Regions from separate parts of the Homo sapiens genome. Here regions 2, 3, 4, 5 and 6 are each linked to region 1. The links are chromatin contacts, found by Hi-C or POLR2A ChIA-PET in ENCODE. All regions are on one chromosome and are shown on one strand. The core of a region is the stretch at or near the end of the contact, and the rest is flanking DNA. Distances in the headings are between cores, read along the strand shown. Region 1 holds the start of LINC01132 (long intergenic non-protein coding RNA 1132). Region 2 holds the start of RBM34 (RNA binding motif protein 34). Region 3 holds the start of TOMM20 (translocase of outer mitochondrial membrane 20). Region 4 holds the start of COA6 (cytochrome c oxidase assembly factor 6). Region 5 has its middle 22 kb from the start of LINC01348. Region 6 has its middle 31 kb from the start of LINC03108.

Region 1 (3,872 bases), core at 963-3,462:
GGTTTTGAGTCGCAGGTTAAGGAAAGGGGACAACCGCCATATCAAGTTCTACTTCCAAACCTGAGCCTCTTCTGAAGAAACTGAAGTTCGTTTTTGGATCAATTCTGCCCAGCAACAAGTTTTTATTTGTACTGCCTCAACAACCTGAGGCAAAAGTGTGCCCCTGTCTGGCCTCCAGCTCCCAGTATCCCCTGGCTCTGCCAACCTCTGGGGACCCCAAGCCTGTGGGTCCTGTTTGTATGGGAACTGGTACACGTTTCTCCCCTCCTCTGCTCCTTTCAGCTCTCCTCGGCCATGTCCTCAGCACAGGTGTCAGCCAGGGTGTGTGGGGCCCGGGGAGGCAGGGAAGGACTGGGCATTCCAGCCAGCAAGGGCGGGAATGGGTCTGCTTCGCAACATCCCCAAAGGAGGTCAACCAAGTCCCCTTGCCCTCACTCCAGTAGGGCCCTCTTTGCTTTAACTTAGTGCATACCCAACTCTGAGCTGGGAATGCCTCCTGAGAAAGGCAGCCAAGGCCTGTGATAACAGCAGGGAGGAGCATGAGGAGGGATTTCTGGGGTCCATCTCTTACTCACCCATGTTTCCCTCCACGACCTTGACCCTCCTGGTGGCTCTGTCCTCTCCCTGGACATGGGACACAATCATGTACACTCTGGAAAGGCCAAGGAGGGCTGTTCAGAGGGCCAGCTGTGGTCCATCTGAAGGTGACAATTTGCCAATTTGTTTTACAGGAAGGCTGCCATGGGCCTCACAATAGCAGTCCCTGCTTCCGCCTTTCTGTCATCTTCCAACTAAAGAGGCCAGGAAATGGCCGAGTCAGCTCCTGCTGCAGCACCTCCTAGAATCAGAAAAGGCCTTTCCGAGAATCTTGCTGAACCCTGAGGGTGAGGAGTGTCAGATTTTGCAGCGGGGGGAAGCTGGCAGTGGAGCCTCCACTTCTAAGTAACCTTTGCTTCGGAAACCTGCCAACTCTCTGCCTGGAGACTTGCCTTTGATCACGACTTGTCACCTTTCAGGAGATGTTCCACTTTCTAAGCAGGTGAAAAATGAACCTGATTAAAAATAGGGAACTGGACTCTTCACAGAGTCCCCCTGTAAAGCCAAACTACTGGCTACACCTCCAAGGGGGAAAAGGGAACATCCCTGTCCCTCAGGTCCCAGGGCTCCGTGGGACCCAGGACCCCCGAACAGCCTGCAACCCTACGACGACGGCCTGGCCATGCTCCAGCAGCAGGCAGAGGCTTGGGCCACAGCCACGTACTGGCTCCTGCTCGCTGGGTTCACCTTGGTGACCAGAGGGCACTGTGACCGCCCATTCTCCTCCCTCCCTTCCTCCTCCCCTCAGTGCTTTATGGACCTGAGTTTCTGGAGCTTTCTCAAAACCGTGGACACGTTCCCAGTGGAAATCATGACATTTTCCGTTTCACATTACGCACTCCACAATGCCCCAGGAAGGGAGAGAGAGAGGGAAGGAAAATAGGGCCTGGGAGCCAGCCCCTCTCTGTCTGCAGCCAGGGCTGCTCGCTGCTCTGTTTATCCTGGAGTCACCTCCCTCCCGAACTTGACAGCCAGTGCCCCAGTGTTTTCTTCTGCAGTCAAAGGCCCCGATGAATAGGTGAACTGCCTTTTCTATCTGCTCATGTGGCACATCTGGATAAAGGCGTGCCTCTCTACTTTGTTGTGTTTTTTTAAAACTTTACTTTCCACTGCCATGGTAACTGCTGCATGTTTGGCAGAGGGAAAGAGGAAAAAAAAAAAAAGCTCGGAGAGAAGAAAAGGAGCTCTCAGCGCGGGGCTGGCGGCCGTCCAGGGTAATCATGCCGCAGAGCTGAAATGAGGCCTCTGGCGGGCAGCCAAGTTACAAAGAACAAAGCTGTCAGTTCCTAATGTTGGCGGCAATGCTTGTTTGGCACCCTTATATGGTTTCCCAGAACTCCCTGCCTTGGCCGCCTTCCATTCCCTTCAGGGCAGCAAACAGGATTAGCACAGCTCCGAGTTGTTTTTCTCCTCTCTCCTCCAACTGTTCCAATGACATCATCCCTGCTGCATTCATTTGCCAGCAGGGTGGTTTTTTTCTCTCTCTCTCCACCTCCCTCCTCCCTTCCTCCCTCCCTCTCCCTCCATTTCTCTCTCTCTCTCTCTCTCACACACACATCTCTACTCCCACTCACTTCCTGTAGCCTCCCCCTCGCCTCTGACTTTCTTTAAATGCAATGTTTTAGGTCATTCTTCTTGTCCAGCTTCTCTGTTAAATTAAAAACACCCTAGTGCTTGTACATTTAGCTGAATCAAGCCAGACGCTGTATTTTATTTTTATAACTGAATTCCTGTGAGATAAAAATCTCATTTTCCTTAGTAGGCTGTAATCAGCACTCACAGGGATGTGGTTTCCAACTGCCCCAGCTCGTGCTTCCTTATGAAGCTCCGCTGAGAAATGAACTTGGCTCCTGTTCAGGTTTAAAGGGCCCGAGGCCGGTCACACATTGCTCACTCATACACACACACACACACACACACACACACACACACACACAGAGGATGTGCACACAAAGACCATTATACATGTATGCACACACACATGGACACACGTTCTTGTCCAGGGAAGCCCCTACGGTTCCACACACGAAGAGCAAAAAAGTATTCCCTGAGACAGACAGACACACAATCAGTACCCAGTGTCATTCTTCCCCTTTCCAGGAGGAAAATAGGTGAATAAGTCAAGCTGAAAGCTGCTTCCGAAAAGACTGTTTTAAACTAGCAGGCAGGCCAGCGTTATGCAACTCATGGCTAGGTTCATTAAAGGAATCGAGGTTTGCCGACTGCACAAATGTTCCCCTGCCTGCCTCCGCCCCAGCCCCTCCACCCCACCCTGCTCTGATTCATGAACTAGTTTTCAGATTCATGAATCACTCGGGAGCCAGCAAGAGAAAAATGAGTAGTATTGATCTCATTTCAATTGAAATGGGCTCATTAAGGCCATGCTGGCTGTGGACGGCCTTGCACGACAAGACGCTGGCCGGCGTCCGAGGTCTGCAGGCGGGCGCCCGAGCCTGCGGGTGGGACAGGACTCCTTGGGTGAAGCCTCCGCGGAGGGTGCCCCTTCTTATTATTATTAAATGGACACAATATGATCTACTGGTACAAGGGACTCTGGCTGCACTCCGCAGCCCTCGTTGGGCAGGCCGGTTTTCTTCTTTTTGTGTGGCCCGTTTATTTTGTTATTTTTTTTCACAGTTAATGGAATCTCAGTGCAGTTTCGCTCCTGGATTTCTGGTGACTCTTAAGGACTACCTGAAGTAGGAATTCACCTTCTGAAACAACTGGCATATCTTGGGGTTTGTTTGTTTTAACGCAAACAAGGAGCTTTTTACTCTTCTCCCTCCAGACCTCTGCCTTGCCACCCTCCTTGTACCGTCTTCAGCGAGAAGGACTAGGGGCTAGGAACCATCTAGACTTGGAGTAATCTAATTTATGTGGGGAAAATTTCTCCACCAACTGGATGGCTGCCTTCACGTGGACACCGGTTTTATAAAACCACTCTTTCCCTTCCCAAATGAGAATAATGGTTGAGGAAGCAGCAACAGAGCCTGGGTGCAGAGACATCACAGAGGGAGGCGTTAGGCCCCTGGGGCAGATGTCGCAGAGGCCGCCCACGAAGGAGCTCTCTTCTCTCCCACTGCCTTTCCTCTCCCCACTTGAGTTCCAGCTCCCTCTTGACACGAGCTCCCCTCCCCTTTCCAGCCCTTCGCCTTACACTTGTCCTCATGTCTGGGGAATCTTTTCCTCTTCCTCTCTACAACACCGGTTGGGCACCGTGTGTGAGCAGATCAGGAGAGGCTATTAGCTTTGATTTGCAGCTTCCAAATGGATTT
Region 2 (3,872 bases), core at 382-2,881, 440 kb before region 1:
GTCTCTACTAAAAAAATACAAAAATTAGCTGGGCATGGTGGCATGCACCTGTAATCCCAGCTACTTGGGAGGCTGAGGCAGGAGACTCACTTGAACCCGGGAGGCGGAGGTTGCAGTGAGCTGAGATCGCGCCACTGCAGTCCAGCCTGGGCGACAGAGCGAGACTCTGTCTCCAAAAAAAAAAAAAAAATTAGCTGGGCATGGTGCTGCTGCTTGCAGTTCCAGCTACTCCGTGGTGGGAGGATGGCTTGAGCCCAGGAAGTCAAGGCTGCAGTGCGCCGTGATCTCACCACTACACTCCAGTCTGGGTGACAGAGCAACACCTTGTCTGAAAGAAAATAAGAACAAAGTCAAATCCTATTTTGCCACTCAAACTATTGGATGATTTAACTAGTAATCTTTTATTACCCTGAGAGTCAATTTAACAAATATTCACTATGTACAGCTAATAGAGACACAGCATACATGATGAATAAAACATAATCCTTACTGTCTTGCCTTTACATCTAAAGAGACTGTAACTAACACTAAAGCAGACCAAAAATGATTATAGTAAGTACCATGGGGGCTTGGGAAAATATCCCTATTGTAAATAGCAAAGAATTTTTTTTTTTTTTTTTTTGAGCCAGGGTCTGCCGCTTAGGCTGGAGTGTAGTGATGCGATCACAGCTTACTGCAGCCTCGACCTTCCAGGGCTCAAGGGATCCTCTTGCCCGAGCCTCTCAAAGTGCTGGGACTACAGGCGCCGAGCGCGAAGGTGCCCGTCTAATTTCTTTTCTGTAGAGAATAAGTCTCGCTAGATCGACCAGGCTGGTTCAAACTCCTAGTCCTCACGCAATCCTCCCACTTCGGCCTCCAAATGTGTTAGGATTACAGGCGAGCCACCGCACCTGGCTGCAAAGAAATACTAAGTTAGACAGTATCTGAGGTAGGCCTTGAAGGATGGACATTATTTTGCAGAAGGGGAAAGAGGAGGGCAATTACAACAGAGGGGACAGGAATAACAACTGTAGAGGCAGTGGAGAAAGCAGGCTAGAATGTCAGGGGCTGGAGGGAGATGAGTCTGGGAAGACGGGCTGAGAACACCTTGAAGCGTTTTGAATGCCAAGTATCTACTTTTCCAGGTAGAATAGCAGGTCCGCATTACAATCTTTCGAATTGTATGTTGACGTGACTCGTTAGAGTTGTGGTTTTTATTTTGGAATAATGTCATGTTTCAGACAAGTTGCAAGAAGAGTACAAAGAATTCCTTTGTACTCTTCACAGCGATTAGCAAATTGTAAACACCCCACTGCGTTCACCCCTAACCGCATTTCTTGCCAAACCTCCCTCCCTCCTTTTCAACAAGTCAGTATTCTACGTGTTTCTCTCTCGGCTTGGGTGGACACCCCGCTCCTAGCCTGGCTGATTCTTCACACTGCAGGCTTCAACCACTCCCAGAAGACGTCCTTCACTCCCAAAATGAGGCTTTTCTGAAACGGCGAGGACCACCAACCGACGGCGACAAACCTGCTCCCTCACCCAGCGCCTCCCTTCGCCGCCGCCCGGCGGCCGACTGCCGGAGGGGAGGGGGCGTGGCCAGAGAGCGGAAGTGCCCGGAACCCGGAAGTGCGAGCTGGCGCGCAGCTGCAGTCTGGGAGTCTTTGGAGTAAGAATGGCCTTGGAAGGGATGAGCAAACGGAAGAGAAAGAGAAGTGTCCAGGAGGGGTGAGTGGCGCGCGGCACGAGTACCTGGGGAGGGATGTTGTACGTTCCCTCGTGCTGGCGAAGCGGTGGTGCGTGGCGTGGCTGAGTTTCTGTCGTCCATTTCTAGAGAGAATCCTGACGACGGCGTTCGCGGGAGTCCGCCGGAAGACTACAGGCTTGGACAGGTCGCCAGTAGCTTATTTCGCGGCGAACACCATTCCAGAGGTGGCACCGGTCGGCTGGCGTCCCTCTTCAGTTCTCTGGAGCCCCAGATTCAACCCGTGTACGTGCCTGTGCCTAAAGTAAGTCACTGGGCTTTCTTCCCGAATAGCTCGTTAGAACCACTTACATACAAAGCAATCTTCTTACCTACCGCGTGAAGCGTGATTTCTAAAGGGGGCAGACAGGATTCATTTTAAGTAACCTTTCATGACTCTTACATACCAGTGAGAGAGAAGAGATTCTCATTTAGAAAGACTGAATTATGGCTTAGGGTCAGAATTCTAGAAGTATGGGGTCTCAAATATAACTTCAAACTTTTAAAAAGCAAACCATCAAAAAAACGAAACGGAATGAGGAGGAAGAAAGTACATCCCAGATTGAAAGACCACTTTCGCAAGAACCTGCCAAAAAAGTGAAAGCGAAGAAGAAACACACTAACGCAGAAAAAAAGTTGGCAGACAGGTTGGTAAAATTCTCTTATTTGATGTTAAAGAAATTAGATGGTAAATTAACATTCCTATACTTGGAATATTCGTCAGTTTTATTTCATATTTCTACTTTCTTTCAAAACTTTTATTATGGAAAATCCAGTACATATAGAAAAGTTGAAAAGGCTAAGAAACCCCGTGTACTCAGCATCAGCAATTACTAATATTTGGCTAACCTTTTTGTATTTTTACCCCACTCATATACCCCCTCATTATTTGTTTTTGTTTGTTTTGAGATGGAGTCTTGATGCCACGCCCAGGCTGCAGTAGAGTGCAGTGATCTCAGCTCACTGCAACCTCCGCTTCCCAGGTTCAAGCGATTCTCCTGCCTCGGCCCTGAGTAGGTGGGACTACAGGCCTGCGTCACCATGCCCAGCTAATTTTTGTATTTTTAGTGGAGACAGGGTTTCACCATGTTGGCCAGGCAGGTCTGGAACTCCTGACCTCAAGCGATCTGCCCACCTCGGCCTCCGAAAGTGTTGAGATTACAGGTGTGAGCCACCTCGCCCAGCTACCACCTCATTATTTGGAAGCAAAATGAAAATTTATGTTTCATCTATAAATATTTCAGCATGTATATAAAAGAATTTGGTTTGCGTTTCTTTTTTTTTTTTTGAGACGGAGTTTTGCTCTTTTTGTCCAGACTGGAGTGCAGTGGCCTGATCTCAGCTCACTGCAACCTCCACCTCCCGGGTTTAAGTGATTTTTCCTGCCTCAGGCCTCCCGTGGAGCTGAGATTACAGGTGCCACCATGCCCGGTTAATTTTTTGTGTTTTTAGTAGAGACAGAGTTTCATCATGTTGGCCAGGTTGGTCTTGAACTCCTGACCTCAGGTGATCCACCCACCTCAGCCTCCTAAAGTGCAGGGATTATAGGCATGAGCCACTGCACCTGGCCTGGTTTGCTTTTTAAAAAAAAAATTTTTTTTTTTTTTTTTGAGCTGGAGTCTCACTCTGTCGCCAAGGCTGGAGTGCAGTGGCGCAATCTTGACTCACTGCAACCTCCGCCTCCTGGGTTCAAGTGATTCTTCTGCCTCAGCCTACTGAGCAGCTGGGACTATGGGCGCGCCATCACACCCAGCTGATTTTTGTATTCTTAGTAGAGACGGGGTGTCACCATATTGACCAGTCTGGTCTCGAACTCTTGACCTCATGATCCACTTGCCTCCGCCTCCCAAGGTGCTGGGATTACATACGTGAGCCATCACACCTGGCCGAGTTTGGTGTTCTTAAATTTATTCATTTCCCTCATTAACTTTTTTTTTTTTTTTTTGAGACAAGGTCTGGCTCTGTCACCCAGGTTGGAGTGCAGTGGTGCGATTGCGGCTCACTGCAATCTTTGCTTCCCAGACTCAATCCAGCCGCCCACCTCAGCCTCCTGTGTTGCTTAGACTATAGGCATGCCCCACCATGCCCAGCTAATTTTTGTATGTTTTGTAGAGACGGGATTTTGCCATGTTGCCCAGGCTGGTCGCAA
Region 3 (3,872 bases), core at 843-3,342, 400 kb before region 1:
GTTACTGGAAAAGGATCCAGATCCAGACCCCAACAAAGGGTTCTTGGATCTTGCCTAAGAAAGAATTTGGGGCCAGTCCACAGAGTAAAGTGAAAACAAGTTTATTAAGAAAATAAAGAAGATCACTCACGGTGGCTCATGCCTGTAATCCCAGCACTTCGGGAGGCCGAGGTGGGTGGATCACCAGATGTCAGGAGTTTGAGACTAGCCTGGCCAACATGGTGAAACCCCATCTCTACTAAAAATACAAAAATTTGCTGGGTGTGGTGGCACATGCCTGTAATCCGAGCTACTGGGGAGGCTGAGGCAGGAGAATCGCTTGAACCCAGGAGGTGGAGGTTATAGTGAGCCAAGATCATGCCACTGCACTCCAGCCTGGGTGACAGCAAGACTGTCTCAAAAAAAAAAAAAAAAAAAAAAAAAAGTGAAAGGTTACTTTGTAGAATGGTGCATACCCTAAAGCAAGAGAAGGAACATGTCCACCTTAGGTACAAGGCTTGTTTGTATTGAACAGCAAAAAAATGAGGAAGATGAGCTCTACTCCAAGAGCTTGTGACAAAGGATTTTTTGTGTGTTTGTTTTGAGACGAGGTCTTACCCTGTCACCCAGTTTGGACTGCAGTGGTACAATCATAACTCAACTGCAGCCTCAACCTCCTGGGATTAAGGGATACTTCCGCATCATTCCCCATGTAGTTGGGACCACAGGTGTGTGCCACCACGCCTGGCTAAGTTTTTAATTTTTTTGTGGAGACAGGGTCTCACCATGTTGCCCAGGCTGGTGTTGAACTCTTGGGCTCAAGCTATCCGCCCATCTGGGCCTCCCAAAGTGCTGGGATTACAGGTGTGAGACACTGCCTGGTCTTTGTCAAAGGACTGTTAATCCTGTGTAACTACTGTCTTCTGCAAGGATCAATATTATCTTTAAAGGGAAAATTAAACTAAGAATGCTTTTGTTCTTAAGATATCAGGACATCAGGACATTTCCTGGGTCTGTTAGGTAAACATTATTAACTTGTTCCCTTCCCTGTAAATATCCTGTGACCAAGAATGCCAAACTTCCTGGGAATGTGCCCCAATAGGTCTCAGCCTCATTTTACCCAGCCCCTATTCAAGGTAAGGTAGCTCTGGTTCCAATGTCTCTTGACACTGATGCTTGACTTCGATACCCCTCAACTTACAGTGTCTGTTTAATGCCTGCTTTCTGCCCACGATTTTCCTTGTCAATATCTTAAGTTAGATCATATATATATATATTTTGTTTTTTTGAGACGGACTCCTGATCTGTCACTCAGGCTGGAGTGCAGTGGCTCGATCTTGGCTCACTGCAACCTCTGCCTCCTGGTTCAAGCGATTCTCCCGCCTCAGCCTCCAGAGTAGCTGGGATTACAGGCCCCGGCCACCATGGCCAGCTAATTTTTGTATTTTTAGTAGAGACAGGGTTTCACTATGTTGGCCAGGCTGGTCTCAAACTCCTGGCCTTAAGTGATCCGCCTGCCTCGGCCTCCCAAAGTGTTGAGATTACAGGCGTGAGCCACCGCGCCTGGCCTGATCATGTGTATGTTTTCGTGTGGCTATAAAACAATTCACGTTTTCTATTTTTTCTTCAATTGTGTATATTTTTCAAGAAATTACTCCATTTAATTTTATTCCAGTTATCATAAAATGAGGCTATCCTGTAACATTCTTTTGAAATGGAACCACTACGCACAATGGATTGTGGCAACCTGAAAAGAAAGTACAGTTTAATTCAAACAAGTCACAGGCTGCCTGTGTTAGACAAGATGAAGCATTCGCAGTCTGGGACCCTGCATCTCTGTCTGCCACAAACAAGGCTGTCAGCTAGTCTTCTGAGTACGTGCACGCCAGTAACGCGTACGCCTCGTTACAGCATGGTCGGCGGATATGAAAAAAAGTCCGTGGTCACGTGCAAATTCCCGACTCCAGTGCGTACACCCAGCGGCGCAGGGGAAACGCCGGCTTCGCCCACTGCGCAGGCGCAGGAGCCGCGCTCTGGGCCTCTGCTCAGGCTCTGCCGCGGACGACCTCGAGGCCCTTAGTTGACTGGGACCGGAAGTGGCGTGTGCTCGGCCTTTCTGTGTTCCTGGCCCGCGGCCGTCGGGTGTGAGCTGCGCCGACCGCTCTGAGGGTTCGTGGCCCACCGCTCCTTCGCGGTCCCTGCCGCCACCGTCCACGCTCAGCGTTGTAGAGAAGATGGTGGGTCGGAACAGCGCCATCGCCGCCGGTGTATGCGGGGCCCTTTTCATTGGGTACTGCATCTACTTCGACCGCAAAAGACGAAGTGACCCCAACTTCAAGAACAGGCTTCGAGAACGTGAGTGGGTCCTCTCTCCCCTGGCCAGGCTTGCTGCCTTCGGCCGCCGCCCTTCACAGGAGGGGTCATTGCCTCCCACCAGCCTGTGGGCCGCGCAGGGCGACCGCGTGGTGCGGCCCTCAATAGGCGATGGCGCTGGCTGCGCCGCTCCGGGGGCTCTAGTGCCCCGTAGGAATTCCATTTTGGAGGAAGGATTTTTCCCGTTTTGTTTTCCCCAGACACTTTAGCCGTGCAAATGCACTCTTGATTTCTGTTGCAATCTCGGGTGTGTGTGGCCTGGGGAGGAGGTTGTCTCTTTTTTTGTCGTTCATCTTTTTAAACCTCTACTCTTAACTAAAAAGTCGTGCATTTTTGTCGCAAATTTTAGTCTGAGGCTAAATCCGCATGCTCAGTGCAGTATCATTGTTGCATTCTTTTTTTTGAGACGGAATCTCGCTCTGTCGCCCAGGCTGTAGTGCAGTGGCGCGATCTCGGCTCACTGCAACCTCCGCCTCCCGAGTTCAAGCGCTTCTCCTGCCTCAGTCTCCCCAGTAGCTGGGATTACAGTCGGGCGTCACCACGCCCGGTGATTTTTTGTGTTTAGTAGAGACGGGGTTTCACCGTGTTGGTCAGGCTAGTCTCGAACTCCTGACCTCAGATGATCCGCCTGGCTCATTGCTGCATTCTTAAACCCTCTTGGTAGCTTCGTTCTAAGTGCTTCCAAGATATGAGTGAATGCTATAGAAATTGCAGGGGAGTCCAAAGGGCTGCGCTTCTCCCGTGGCTCAGTCTTATTTCATACCTGCGACATCTTTTAAGAGAGGTCTACCAGAGGGGAATCGTGTCATGAAAACCGTTGTGATCCACCTTGAATTTTCGGAGAATCTTCATTCGCATCATTGAAGAGCAAATTTGTTGCAATAAGAAATATTTTTTGGCTTATCTTGGTTGTTCAGCCAAATTAGTTTTTGGAATTAAAATTGATACGTAAGTTACTAAAGCCCAAGGGGTACAAAGAAGGGATTATTGTTTACTTAAGTAACAGTGGTTACGGTTTAATTCAGCTATACTAAGTCATTTCAAGTGTTCAGTAGCCCTGTGTGAGCAGTGACTGCAGCGCTGATCTTACTAGCACTAAGAATCAGACATCTAGTTCCAGCTTTCTTATGTTTTAGGAGGGAAGGGATATAGACATAATTTGATTTATGACTAGGCAGACTAATAGAATACTGTTTTACATTCAGACCTTGAATTTCTAGGGCCAGGTTAGCGGCATAATTTGGGGTTTCTGAATCCTAATTTCTGTAGTTGTAAAATCAGGTAATGCCACCTACCTCTTGTTGATCTTGTGAAGGTTGAGATGTTTGAATTGCCTTCCACGTTTTCTGACATAGGAAATGCTCCTCCATAAATGCTGGTGGTCATTCTGCCTTCGGGTTATTGTCCTGTAGTTGCCAAAATGGGTGACAGCTGGGGGCTTTGGTACAAATGCAGAGTTATAAAGAATGGATTAACCCTATCTTCCGTTGGAAACCCTGAAGTCCTGTTGCAGAAACAAG
Region 4 (3,872 bases), core at 1-2,500, 350 kb after region 1:
CTGCCCAAGATTAAATACTACCCCTTCAGAAGATCCTGGAAAAGTCTACCAGTGAAATGAACTGGAATTTTTTGGTTACTGTTCATATGTTTGTTGTGTTTTTCGATGCTCTTTAATGTGTCAGTTGACATTCTCCAAAGATCTAGCTGATGTAAGTGCGTCAAATAAGGCTGAATTACCAGGCAAGGTTTTCTCTGCGCCTCAAAGAAACTGTTAATTGACATGCCTCAGAGAGCGCTTCATGTCAGCCTACCACTCACAGTATAAGCTCGATGTATCTTAACAGGGAAGAGAAACACATCAAAGTGTGACTTACCCACTGTTGGGGACAACTTGATTCGAAAGAGCTTCTTAACTTCTTGCATTGAGAAGCATCCTCTAAGTTCTCATCTAAACACTTCCAGTACTCATCCCGGGCCCCCCAGCAGACCTGTCTTTCCTTCATAGATGGGGCTGCCATTCCTACTGCGATGAAGCTGTTGGCCAAAATAATATTTGAGATTAACAATGAACTTTGTAATCTGAAGAGAAGATAAGGAAAGAGGAAAACCGTCAATCTCCTCTTCCTTTAAAACTAAAAAAAAAAAAAAAAACAAAAACAAAACAAAACCATGCTTAGGGATTTTGATGAGGCAACTGAACCCAATCAGTTCTCAGTGGCAGCATAAGGCCACCCGCTCTTGAGGCTTATCTCACACTGTGTGATTTGATCCCTGCTGGGGCGGCAGCGTGGGCTCAGAAAGCCCGGCTGAGAACTGTGGTTCTGTCCCAGTCGCTTAGGGCAGCTCATTTATTCTCTCCGAGCCCGTTTCCCACCAGTAAAGCGGGGACAGCAGTGCCTAGTTTACAGGGTTACTGTTCGAACCTAAGCGCTGTAGAAACAGGTGTGTGGGGGCCACAATCACCAAGCAGGCGATTGGAGTGCCACCCCGTTTTGCACAAGAGGAACCCGCGGCTCGGGGACAGTAAGGGACCTCCCGGGCCCATAGTCCACGCGCGCCCCACCCGGACCCATCAGCAAGCCGACCTCTCTGCCCGCCCACGTCCGGCTTCCTTTCGATGTCGACGGGAGGAAACTGTCACGCAGGCCACCAACCGGCGGTGGAGGGCGCGGTGCCGAGTCCTGCCACTGCAGGGTCGCCCCGCTGGCTCAAGCTCTAGAAGCGTAGACCTCCCCAGCCGCAAAAAGCAACTCACGCGGCGAAACCGCGGACTCTTTTGACCCTTCCGAGCTACCATTTACTTTCCATAGAGGGGCGGGACTTCCTGTTTCGCTTTTATCTGTAAGACCGACTTCCGGCCTTCAAGGGCAAGAGGGGTATATACGTATATATCATCGCACGGTGTGTCCCGGAAGGCTTGATATGCTAGTCCCGCGGGACAAGGCGAGCCGAGGAGTTTGTGTGGAAGTTTGCATCTGAGAGTGCGAGAGCTGGACGGAGTGTTACAGAGCCGCGATGCCTTCTCGTTTTGTTTTGTTTTGTTTTTGATACAGTGTCTCGCTCTTCCGCCCAGTCTCGAGTGCAGTGGTGAGAACACGGCTTACTGCAGCCTCAAAATCCTGGACCCAAAAGATCCTCCCACCTCAGCCTGCCTCCCAGGTAGCTGGGACTACAGGCGCACAACACCATCGCTTCTTGGATTAAAAGAAAAGGATGAAACGGGCCCCAGAAAGAGGCGGTGACGTCCCAGAACCCATGGCAGGGGAGTTGGGAAAATAAATATTTGTATTGTTTTAATCTCCCTTGTGGCTTTTTTTAACCCCCGAAACAGCAAGGTATTTTTAAAAGGGATGAAGAGAGTTGCTTCAAATGTTTTGAGACGTTGTTATTTTTAATATGTGAGTGAATATCTTAGAAACAAAATGAACAAGAAATAAAAATTTTAGAAAATATATGAGTTAATCTCTCAGCAGAGTCTTTATTAAAAAGCATGTTTATGGTCAGTCATCTGGCACCCCGTTCTCTTAATAGATCCCATCTGCTCCATCATCTAGTTCTAAAACATTTATATAAGATGCAATTTACAATTTTGCACTCAGTGCAGTTTGATCCATTCCAAATTCAATATATGCAGACTTTTCCGGGTGGCGATGTGAGGCTACGTACCACCAAATATGTGTTCTGCAATATAGAAAGTATTTCCCCCATAGTTAATGCACTCTCATAGTGGAGTTACTTTAGCTTTACCAGAGCCACCCCCTTCTTTTACATCATGTCTATTGACGTCAGTTTACATATAGATATCTTTTAAATATGACTGATGGGATATAAAAGGAATGAAAGGAAAGAGTCTTAGATGACTTCTGAGTCTAAAAAGGAAATGTGTTTTAAATTTAAAATTTATAAGTACCTAATGAAAAATACATATGAAACAAAGTGAAGTGACAGAATTACAAAGAAAAAAAATGCCTGGTCATATTGGGTAATTTTAACAGGACTTTCTCACTAATCGTTAAGACTAGCAAGAGAAAAGTTAAGGATATAGGAAACGTGAATAACATGATGTAAAAATGACGCAATTAATATGTACAGAACAACACGACCAAAATCAGAATGTACAGTTTTTTGAAAGCAGACACATCACCACAGTCAACCACATACTTAGTTATAAAGCAACTCAAGAAATTTTGAAAATTGAAATAATTGTCATTTTTTACTACAGTGCATTTAAGATAGAAATCAATAAAGAACTGTAAAAACAAGCCTGAATAACACAGAGACAGAGTCAATGGTATTGAGAAAATATTTTGAACTGAACCATAAAATAACAATAGCAACACCTGTGGGATGAAACTGAAGCAGCACTTACAGGGACATTTATAGCCATAAGTAAGTGTATTAGAAGAGTCTGAAAAGTCTTGAGCTGAAAATCCCTTTTCAAGAAGTTAGAAAAAGGACAGCAAAATAAGACAGAAAATAGAAGGACAGAAATAATGTTAAGAGCAGAAATTAACGAAATGGAAAATAAAAGCAGTGGTGTACCAGAGCCAGCCTGTACTGGCATAGGAGAGCCAATTGTGCACACCTCTTGGCAACTCCATGATCAATAACATCAAATAAGTAGCTTGAAGTCACCCACGATGGGACTGTTTACACTATGGAACTCAACAAACAAGCCAGGATTTTGTTTTATGTTTGGAGCCAATTCAAATAAGTAGCTTGAAGTCAACCATGATGGGACTGTTTACACTATGGAAATCAACAAGCCAGGATTTTATGTTTGGAGCTAACTCACTAGCACACCACAGCATAGAATAGGTTGAAAGAAGCCAAAAGTTGATTTTTTTTGGAAAAGAAAAATTAAAATTGGCAAACATCTAATAGCTATAAAAGGAGGGATGTCAACAATCTTTATCAAGAATGGAAACTAGAAATACTATAGACATCAAAAAAGTTAGATAATCTTGTAAACAATTTAGTGCAAATAAGATTTAGATGACTGTACAAACTTCAAGAAAAACAACTCAAAAGTAGAGAAACTATTACATAATTTGAATGAGTAGTGAAGAATCTTCATACACACAAATCCCAGGTACGTGGCTCCACCAGTAAGTTCCTACAAACTTTGAAATCATTCCATTCTTACTGAATAAGGCTACCATAACTTTTGTACTAATTATAAAATCCCCAAACCTCTGAAACACCACACACTTTGGAACTCATTTGGTGAAAAATACGACTTAAAGTAACATGAGGCTCTTTATAGTTGTTATTATCACTTAGGTGACTGCATATGCTTTTCGGTAGAAATATTAATGTATTTCATTATGGGTACTGTCCCAGTTCTTGTTGAGAATATTATACAATATATGTTGTATGTTTCATACTACCCTTCTAATATTTAAAATAGTCTATATTTCAAACATCTGG
Region 5 (3,872 bases), core at 586-3,085, 320 kb before region 1:
TTAAGCAAATCTCCTGCCTCGGCCTCCCGAGTAGCTGGGATCACAAGCACCCGCCACCACACCTAATTTTTGTACTTTTAGTAGAGACAGGGTTTCACCATGTTGGCCAGTCTGGTCTTGAACTGCTGACCTCAAGTGATCCGCCCGCCTCGGCCTCCCAAAGCGCTGGGATTACAGGCATGAGCCGCTGCACCCAGCCACATATTCACAGCTTCTATTTGAAGGATCTCAAAACCACAGGGAGTGCAGCAGTGCACACCAGCCCTCTCCCCCACCTCCCTTTCCCCACACTCACATTCCTTCCCTTATGCCCCAATCACTGGCTTAGTCAGAAAGACCATTTTAACCTGAGAGTAAACGAAGGAAAGGGATACACAGTCTACTGGCTTCTGTCGCCTCACATTTTAATAGAGGCTTCAAGCAACAATTACCTATGGGATATGTCTGAGAGGCACTACAGAAAGGGGCAGAATTATCTACCAGCTTGATAAATGATACATCTCTCAGGACTTTTGGAGGAGAACCAGCTCCATGCTGCAGGAGCCGTGTGGAGCTGGGCTTTACTGCCAGGGCCTTGTCCTGGATGCTGGAAGGAACCAGAAGATTCAAAGTAGAGTCAGGGTCCTGGCCACCAGTGCAAGGCAGGCCACATGACCATCGACACTGCCACCATTGCCACCAGCCCCAGTGCAGCCCTGGGAAGGAGCTTGTTTTCTCCTCCTGGGGGACTGCTGCTCTGGTAGGAGACCAGAGGCAAGAGGAGTCCATTCCGGGCTGTGGGGTACCTGCCCTGTCTCCCTCACAGAGTGCCGTAAAACAAAGCAGCATCATGCATAAGCCCATGTTTCCAGCAGTTTATCAGAGCCTCAGATGTGTGGTGTAGATCCCATCGCCTTGAGGCTCAGGAGAACCAGCAAGCGTGTAGTGCCCTGGGCGGGGTCCCAGCTGACCATGATCCCCATCTCTGGCATCTTTTTTATGGGTCTCCCCTTGTTTTTTTTTTTTTTTCAGACAGAGTCTCGCTCTTGTCGCCCAGGCTGGAGTGTAGTGGCGCGATCTTGGCTCACTGCAACCTCCGCCTCCTGGGTTCAAGCGATTCTCCTGCCTCAGCCTCCTGAGTAGCTGGAATTATAGGCACCCACCACCACCACGCCCAGCTAATTTTTGTACTTTTAGTAGAGATAGGTTTTGCCATGTTGGCCAAGCTGGTCTTGAACTCCTGATCTCAGGTGATCTGCCTGCCTCGGCCTCCCAAAATGCTGGGATTACAGGCATGAGCCACCGCACCAGGCCTGGTGTTTTTTTTTTTTTTTTTTTTTTTTTGGAGACAGAGTCTCACTCTGTCACCTAAGCCAGAGTGCAATGGCATGATGTCGGCTCACTGCAACCTCCGCTTCCTGGGTTCAAGCGATTCTTGTGTTTCAGCCTCCCAAGTAGCTGGGACTAAAGACATGAGCCACCACGCCCAGCTAATTTTTTTGTATTTTTAGTAGAGGCAGGGTTTTCGTCATGTTGACCAGGCCAGTCTTGAACTCCTGACTTCAGGCGATCCGCCCGCCTTGGCCTCCCAAAGTGCTGGGATTACAGGGGTGAGCCACTGCGCCCGGCTGCCCTTGGTTTTAATGTGGACGCCTTGTGCTTTTTGCTCAGTATTCCTGGCCCCGGTGATCACAGGGGTTGTGAATTATGGATACAGCAGCAACTGTTTTTAATCTCCCATGAAACAAAACCAGTGTGTCTTCTGCCCCGGAGGCCGCGGGTGAGGAAGGGATGGCAGCTGCTGCGATATGGCTGCCTCGGGCTGACGTCAATGCGAGTCATTCCAGGCCAAAGACTCCACTCAGGAAGCTTAAAAGTGATACTGAAAACAGATTTGCATGTTTTCCTTTCACGGGAACTTGGCTCCTCTCAGTTCCACTGAAGATGTTTTCACCAGCCTGTGTGCAACCGGTGTGTGGAACGAGCACAGCTTGCAATGCAATTGGAAGGCGACTTTAGCTTTTGTCCTGTGCTGCCCCTCTGAAGTTTATTCAGCCGGATTCATGTTCCCAGACCCTGGCAGGCTTGGACTTTTCTGCTCCTCTTAGGAAATAGTCTGTCTGATGGTTGCTTTAAATGGAAACAAAACAAAACAAAACAAAACAAACAAAAAAAACCAGTCTCCATTTGGAATTTCAATGTCCAGGCCAAGATATTAGTCAAAACTTCAAACCATTCTTCTTGCTCCAGCTGAGGCTGCTTAGGGCTGGAAGTCTGCATGGGAAAGGGATGAGGCTGGCTTCTGTCCTTTCCTGTGGCTCCTTGTGCCCCTTCTCCCAAGGTTGGAGCTGGGTGAGGGGTTTTAGGGCCCAGGACAGCTCTCACCCGAGTAGGTGCATGGGCAGCTTGCTGTGCATCCTTTGGGTCTGGCTGTGGTTGAAAGCTGCCCTCTCTCCTGCCGGGGCTCCCATGTGGGTCTGCACTTCCTGGAGTCTCTTATTGGTGATCATTTGAGACTCTTTGCTTTGGTCCCTTGGGTTTACCTCGAGCTTTTTGCTGCTAGGGTTTCTGCCCCTCCAGGTGGTCTTATAGGTCAGGCCCCTAGCAGACCTCATGCTGGTTACCTCTCTGTGTGGCTTCAGCTGGTTCTGACCCTCTTGTGTGGCTTGCCCCCGCAAGCTCTGGGAGGGAGGCCAACCCCAACCCACTGCATGCTCCTGGTTCTGGCATCAAAGCAGGCAGGGCCAGACATGGTGGCTCACTCCTGTAAACCCAGCACTTCGGGAAGCTGAGGAGGGAGGATCACTTGAGGCCGAGAGTTCAAGATCAGCAACATAGTGAGACCCCATGTCATTACAAAAATAAATATTATTATTTTTGAGACGGAGTCTCACTCTGTTGCCCAGGCTGGAGTACAGCGGTGCGATCTCAGCTCACTGCAACCTCCACCTCCTGGGTTCAAGCAATCCTCTTACCTCAGCCTCCTGAGTAGCTGGGATTACAGGCATACGCCACCATGCCCAGCTAATTTTTGTACTTTTAGTGGAGATGGGGTTTTGCCATGTTGGCCAGGCTGGTCTTGAACTCCTGACCTCAAGTGATCAGCCTGCCTCTGCCTCCCAAAGTGCTGAGATTACAGCCTTGAGCCACTGTGCCCAGTCCACACACACAAAAATTTATTTAAAAAAACCAGGCAGGACCAGGTGTGGTGGCTCATGCCCAAAATCCCAGCACTTTGGGAGGCTGAGGCTTGTGGATCACCTAAGGTCAGGATTTCGAGACCAGCGTGATCAACATGGTGAAACTCCATCTCTACTAAAATACAATATTAGCTGGGTGTGGTGGCACATGCCTGTAATCCCAACTACTTGGGAGGCTGAGGCAGGAGAATTGCTCGAACCCAGGAGGCTGAGGCAGGAGAATTGCCTGAACCCAGGAGGCAGAGGTTGCAGTGAGCCGAGATTGTGCCATTGCACTCCAGCATGGGCAACAAGAGTGAAACTCTGTCTCATAAATAAATAAATAAATAAATAAAATAATTTAAAAAGCAGGCAGTAGTCATCCTGTACATTAGTTCCCTGTGGTTCTCTAACAAATTACGACAAATTACGATGCTTAACACAGAAATTTATTCTTTCACAGTCCTGGAGGACGGAAGTCTAAAACCACGATCAGGGGGCTGAAATCAAGGTGTGGGCACAGCCCTGCTCCTTCCGCGGCTGTCGAGAGAATCCCCAGCTTGCTGATTCCGGCTCGTGGTGTCTGCCGACAACCTTTGGCCTGTGGCCGCATCACTCAGTCCCCACCTCTGCGTCACATCACCGTCTCCTCTGCATTGGGCAAACCTCCCTTTACCCCTCTCTTGTAGGGAAATGGCTAACTGCATTTAGGGT
Region 6 (3,872 bases), core at 823-3,322, 290 kb before region 1:
AATATGGCCTTCCAAAGGACCCAGAACCAGTGAGGGGAAGGCTGACATTCAACTCCAGATTGGTTTTTGTTTTCATTTTTCTCTTCCTCTTGAATGCTGAGACTGGTCCTGCATCTGTGATGTATGGAAGAGGGATTCAGTTGGCTTTGCTAAGCAGTGTTTTCCTCTCCCCCGCCCTTCTTCCCTTCTTTTCAGATTTAATGAATTTCTGGCCTTCTTTGAAGGTTTTCTGGGTCACATGCTTTCTAGTTGCTATTGTGGAATAGTAAATGAGGCCTAGTTTTGCTTGTGGCAGATCCTGCTCTCTGGACACAGAGTTCCTGGTGGAGCAGTCTAATCTGGGTTGCTGGGTTGGTCGATGGTCCCCCAGACTGACCCTTCTGTCCCTGGGGTTGTCAGGGATTTTCTTGGCTGCAGATTCCTGCCCCAGTGGAGGCAGCTCTGAGCAGGCAAGCAGGAGCTAGCAGGCCTGTGCATTCTCTGAATGGCCAGAAGGGTCCTTTTGAAGGTTTTTCTTTATTTTCCTGAGTGTGGCCACCAGTGGAGTGTCCTGGAGAGCCCCAGGGGTGCAGTTCAGCAGCAGGACAGTCAGTCCCCCATCGGCATGGAGATGGAGTGTTCTGTGTGTGGATTGACCCTCTGGCGTCGTTGTTCCTGTTCAAACATTGCCTGTTTCTCTAAGGGGAAACATGAGCATTGGCGTTTCCTTTCTGGGTTGGAGGTGGAGAATTTCATCCCCACCCTACTCTGCGGATTCATTCCGTTTTAGTTGTCTGGCTTTGCCCGGGGCAGAGGCTGCTGACTGGTGAAAGCACCCTCTGAAAGCAAGTTTTTTGTTTTCTACTGTCCTCTGACCTTGGGACGGGCTATGATAGTCCTCAAAACCCTCACAAGCATGGTTTCCATGAGAGCCTTGCAACATTCCCTTGAGCCGGGCAGGGCAGGCAGCCATGTGGACATTTTAGAGATGAGGAAAGTGGGGCTGTGGCCAGACTCTTTGCGGCCAGACTCTTTCTGGCCAGGTTGTTCCACCTGGCTCTCCGGCTCGAGTCTGTCCAGCTTTCAGTCCTGCTGGTCTGTCTGCATAGGGGCTGCTTCTAGAAGACCAGGCGAGAGGATGTGGGTATGAGGGAGGAGCTGAGGCGCACAGGAAGAGCAGATGGCCTGTCTCTCTCCAGTATCTGCTAGTCACTACCTGGAAACCAGCAATGATGATGTAACCACAAGCATTATTCAGTGATGGCCGCCTTCCTTGTGTGGGTGGGACCGCAACACCGCCTGGGCTGGGGAATCCCATTGGTGACAACACAGCATCCTTTTGAGCTGACGCGGCAACAGATGCCCCAGACCAGCTCTGCGTCTGACAGCATCTCTGTGAAGCGTGTGCAGGGGACAGCAGACATCAGAGCTCTCCTGTAAATCACCTCCGCAAAGGCTCTTTGTGGTCGATTCACTGATGACTCATTTATAATCTGGTTTCAACATTGTGAGTCAAAATGCACCACTTTCATTAAAAATAACATTCACTGGGGTCTAACGGCTTTCTTTTTTCTGTTTTTTACTGTACTGTGTGGTTTCTGGATGGGAAGCTGTCAGATGGCAGGCGAGGTGTTCCGAGGGACTTGAGCATAATCGTGCAACGACTCAGGTGTGGATTGAACAAATAGTCCCGAATACCTGCTGTGGGTCCTGCAGACTTCTGGGCCATGGAAGTGTGTGGGTAGTCGGCGTGGGTGTGTGTGGGGGTGTGTGCAAGTATCAGGATCACCTGGGATGCTTGTTAAAAATACAGATTCCTGGGCTTCACCCCATATCTCTGAGGGTGGGGCCTTGTCAAATTCCTCAGGAGCTTTTTAGGTACAATAGAGTCAAGAGCCTTGACTCTGGGTGAGAGAGAATGGGAACTCCCTTCAAGCAGACCCTCCCTACAAACGGAGCAACCAGAGGAGAGGCAGGTCGACTGCAAGGCTGAGAGGGGTGGATGGGGGAGGTGAGAGAGGAAAAGGCAGGGGCGGGGGAACACCCGAGGTGGAGCGGGCCAACAGAGTCCCCATGGGAGAGTTGACTAAAAGCCCCGGCTTGATGCAAGGAACCCACAGTCTTTCTGGTTTGGGGACCAAATCTTGGGCATCCCCTACTTCCTTGGTTAAAAAAATTAAACATACAGAAACGGTTTAGTGGGCATTCTGCAGGGTAAAAAGCCCCTGCTGCATGGCCATGTTTTTATATTTTATGTTCTTTAGCAATGTTAGAAACTTCACTGGGAAAAGCACTTTAAAAAGATATAGTTGAGGGGAATGGGACGTGGGGAGTTATTGTTGAATGGGTGCAGAGTTTCAATTTTACAAGATGAAAGTGCCTGGAGATGGTTAGCGGCGATGGCTGTATAGCAGTGGGAATGCATGTCACACCACTGAACAACGTGCTTAAAAATGGTTACGATGGAGGCCAGGCACGGTGGCTGACACGTGTAATCCCAGCACTTTGGGTGGCGGAGGCGGGCTGATCACTTGAGGTCAGGAGTTTTGAGACCAGTCTGGCTAACATGGTGAAACCCTGTCTCTACTAAAAATACAAAAATTAGCCAGGCATGGTGGCGGGCACCTGTAATCCCAGCTACTCGGGAGGCTGAGGCAGGAGAATCACTTGAAACCCAGAGACGGAGTTTGCAGTGAGCTGAGATCGCACCACTGAACTCCAGCCTGGGTGACAGAGTGAGACGCTGTCTCAAAAAAAAAAGGTTAAGATGGTAAATTTTCTGTTATGTGTATTTTACTTACTACAATTTTTAAAAAATTGGAAAAAGAAAGATATGGTTGAGTCTGACTTGGATGAAAGTCTACAGGCCTCCTGCTGATGGTCTCAGCGGCTCCTGGGAAACTACCGTTTGTTTCAGCCATCTGTAACTTGATTTGTTGTTCAGAAGTTTGCCAAGACTTCTCCATGCAAAGCCAGGTGTAAGTTTAACCTGAGCCACGTGGGTCCCCCCACCTTTCCGCCTCCGATGGATCTTCTCTCCAAGGGCTCCGGTGCTCAGGCCCTCATAGCATGGGAAATCAGAAGGGATGTTTGGGTGGGAGGCTTGGCATGGAGGGTGGACATTTTGCTACAGATGGCCTTGCCCTCACGGAAGGCCATTGTTATTCCGCGTCTGCCCCCTGGCCGGGTCCAGCCACCTGAGCCTTCCTGAGCTCCCAGCTCTCAGTTGCAGCCAGCGCCCAACGCCTTCCTGCGGCACCTCCACAGACCTCGCCTCTTTGCCCTGACTCCTCTCATTCTCTGTTTTCCAGACTATCCCCAAGCCCTGCCTGTGGCTGCCTCCTCCCTCCATAGCATCCCTGCTCTGCCATGGCTCCCCTATTTGGGACAAGACCTTTGTGTGGGCCTCAAGATGTAGGCAGGTCTCTGCTCAGTGGCCCAGCTTTTGGTCGACACCTGCAAATGTGTCTAAAACTCATCTCAACCTCTTCCCCAACACCAGTCTTCCCTTTGATCCCACCCTCCATCTGCTCTTCTCTCAGCATTCCTGAGAGTTTCTGCAAGTTGCCCCAGCCAGAAACCAGGGTGCCAGGCATCACTCTTCCTGCCCGGTTCCCAGCTCCCACCAGCAGTGCCTCCTTGGCAGCTCTAGAATCCCCACTGCCTCTGGTCTAGTTCATGCCTCCATCACTTCTTCTCTGGACCACTGCAGTAGTCTCCTAAGTGACTGTAGCCATCTGAATAGTGGCCCCAAAGATATCAAGTGCCAATCGCCGGAAAACAGTGAATGTTACGCTACGTGGGAAAGTTTTTGCCAATATGATTAAGTTAAGGAATTCAAAAAAAATTATAAAATTGTGATAAATATATAACATAGACTTGACCAGTTTATT

What was found. A loop is a pair of places that touch in the nucleus more often than their neighbours do. ChIA-PET counts read pairs that join two places held with the same protein, here RNA polymerase II (POLR2A). Pooled maps may share reads with other maps.
Region 2: a pooled map shows a loop between it and region 1 (5-fold over the local background). The contact joins the promoter of RBM34 here to the promoter of LINC01132 in region 1. A Hi-C loop is called at or near these places in 7 of 50 pooled maps. POLR2A ChIA-PET finds 5 or more read pairs at or near these places in 3 of 52 experiments (MCF 10A, T-cell and activated B cell).
Region 3: a pooled map shows a loop between it and region 1 (5-fold over the local background). The contact joins the promoter of TOMM20 here to the promoter of LINC01132 in region 1. A Hi-C loop is called at or near these places in 7 of 50 pooled maps. POLR2A ChIA-PET finds 5 or more read pairs at or near these places in 3 of 52 experiments (GM12878, HEK293 and MCF 10A).
Region 4: a pooled map shows a loop between it and region 1 (6-fold over the local background). The contact joins the promoter of COA6 here to the promoter of LINC01132 in region 1. A Hi-C loop is called at or near these places in 9 of 50 pooled maps. POLR2A ChIA-PET finds 5 or more read pairs at or near these places in 4 of 52 experiments (HEK293, MCF 10A, activated CD4-positive, alpha-beta memory T cell and 1 more).
Region 5: a map of sigmoid colon shows a loop between it and region 1 (7-fold over the local background). The contact joins the enhancer-like site here to the promoter of LINC01132 in region 1. A Hi-C loop is called at or near these places in 4 of 168 maps with a recorded cell type or tissue (MCF 10A, lower leg skin, prostate gland and 1 more), 2 of 37 single-sample maps with no recorded cell type and 13 of 50 pooled maps. POLR2A ChIA-PET finds 5 or more read pairs at or near these places in 12 of 52 experiments (AG04450, GM10248, HEK293 and 7 more).
Region 6: a map of CD8-positive, alpha-beta T cell shows a loop between it and region 1 (13-fold over the local background). The contact joins the enhancer-like site here to the promoter of LINC01132 in region 1. A Hi-C loop is called at or near these places in 9 of 168 maps with a recorded cell type or tissue (CD4-positive, alpha-beta T cell, CD4-positive, alpha-beta memory T cell, CD8-positive, alpha-beta T cell and 4 more), 23 of 37 single-sample maps with no recorded cell type and 17 of 50 pooled maps. POLR2A ChIA-PET finds 5 or more read pairs at or near these places in 27 of 52 experiments (AG04449, AG04450, BJ and 19 more).

What each region holds. Positions count from the first base shown.
Region 1 is chr1:234,722,382-234,726,253 of GRCh38, reverse strand. LINC01132 (long intergenic non-protein coding RNA 1132) reads right to left here and starts at 2,212. Exons shown (of 3, transcript NR_038856.1): 1 at 2,172-2,212; 2 at 576-1,031. RefSeq lists enhancers at 1-178, 742-1,305, 1,306-1,868, 2,433-2,995.
Region 2 is chr1:235,159,009-235,162,880 of GRCh38, reverse strand. It overlaps RBM34 (RNA binding motif protein 34), which reads left to right and starts at 1,631. Exons shown (of 11, transcript NM_015014.4): 1 at 1,631-1,707; 2 at 1,814-1,988; 3 at 2,234-2,370. The coding sequence starts at 1,655. RefSeq lists enhancers at 1,297-1,476, 1,178-2,377, 2,664-3,268.
Region 3 is chr1:235,127,057-235,130,928 of GRCh38, reverse strand. It overlaps TOMM20 (translocase of outer mitochondrial membrane 20), which reads left to right and starts at 2,092. Exons shown (of 5, transcript NM_014765.3): 1 at 2,092-2,334. The coding sequence starts at 2,214. It overlaps SNORA14B (small nucleolar RNA, H/ACA box 14B), which reads left to right and starts at 2,992; the gene lies at 2,992-3,126. It overlaps LOC105379283 (a long non-coding RNA gene), which reads left to right and starts at 2,728. Exons shown (of 2, transcript XR_949295.4): 1 at 2,728-3,300. RefSeq lists enhancers at 1,815-1,914, 2,145-2,364.
Region 4 is chr1:234,370,834-234,374,705 of GRCh38, reverse strand. It overlaps COA6 (cytochrome c oxidase assembly factor 6), which reads right to left and starts at 1,250. Exons shown (of 3, transcript NM_001206641.3): 1 at 1,028-1,250; 2 at 317-476. The coding sequence starts at 1,239. COA6-AS1 (COA6 antisense RNA 1) reads left to right here and starts at 1,113. Exons shown (of 2, transcript NR_125961.1): 1 at 1,113-1,283; 2 at 1,496-1,899. RefSeq lists enhancers at 867-1,416, 1,238-2,062.
Region 5 is chr1:235,046,259-235,050,130 of GRCh38, reverse strand. No RefSeq gene overlaps it. Among named protein-coding and RNA genes, the nearest start is that of LINC01348, 22 kb to the left of the region's middle. RefSeq lists enhancers at 1,695-1,989, 2,703-2,752. Within about 2 kb of position 1,835, at least 29 of the 41 ENCODE cell types and tissues checked have a DNase peak (open chromatin) inside an H3K27ac peak, as active enhancers do; they include endothelial cell of umbilical vein, prostate gland and sigmoid colon, where a contact is called at or near this core.
Region 6 is chr1:235,009,456-235,013,327 of GRCh38, reverse strand. No RefSeq gene overlaps it. Among named protein-coding and RNA genes, the nearest start is that of LINC03108, 31 kb to the right of the region's middle. RefSeq lists enhancers at 555-734, 945-1,014, 681-1,181, 1,132-1,426, 1,025-1,614. Within about 2 kb of position 2,072, at least 26 of the 41 ENCODE cell types and tissues checked have a DNase peak (open chromatin) inside an H3K27ac peak, as active enhancers do; they include CD4-positive, alpha-beta T cell, CD8-positive, alpha-beta T cell, GM12878 and 2 more, where a contact is called at or near this core.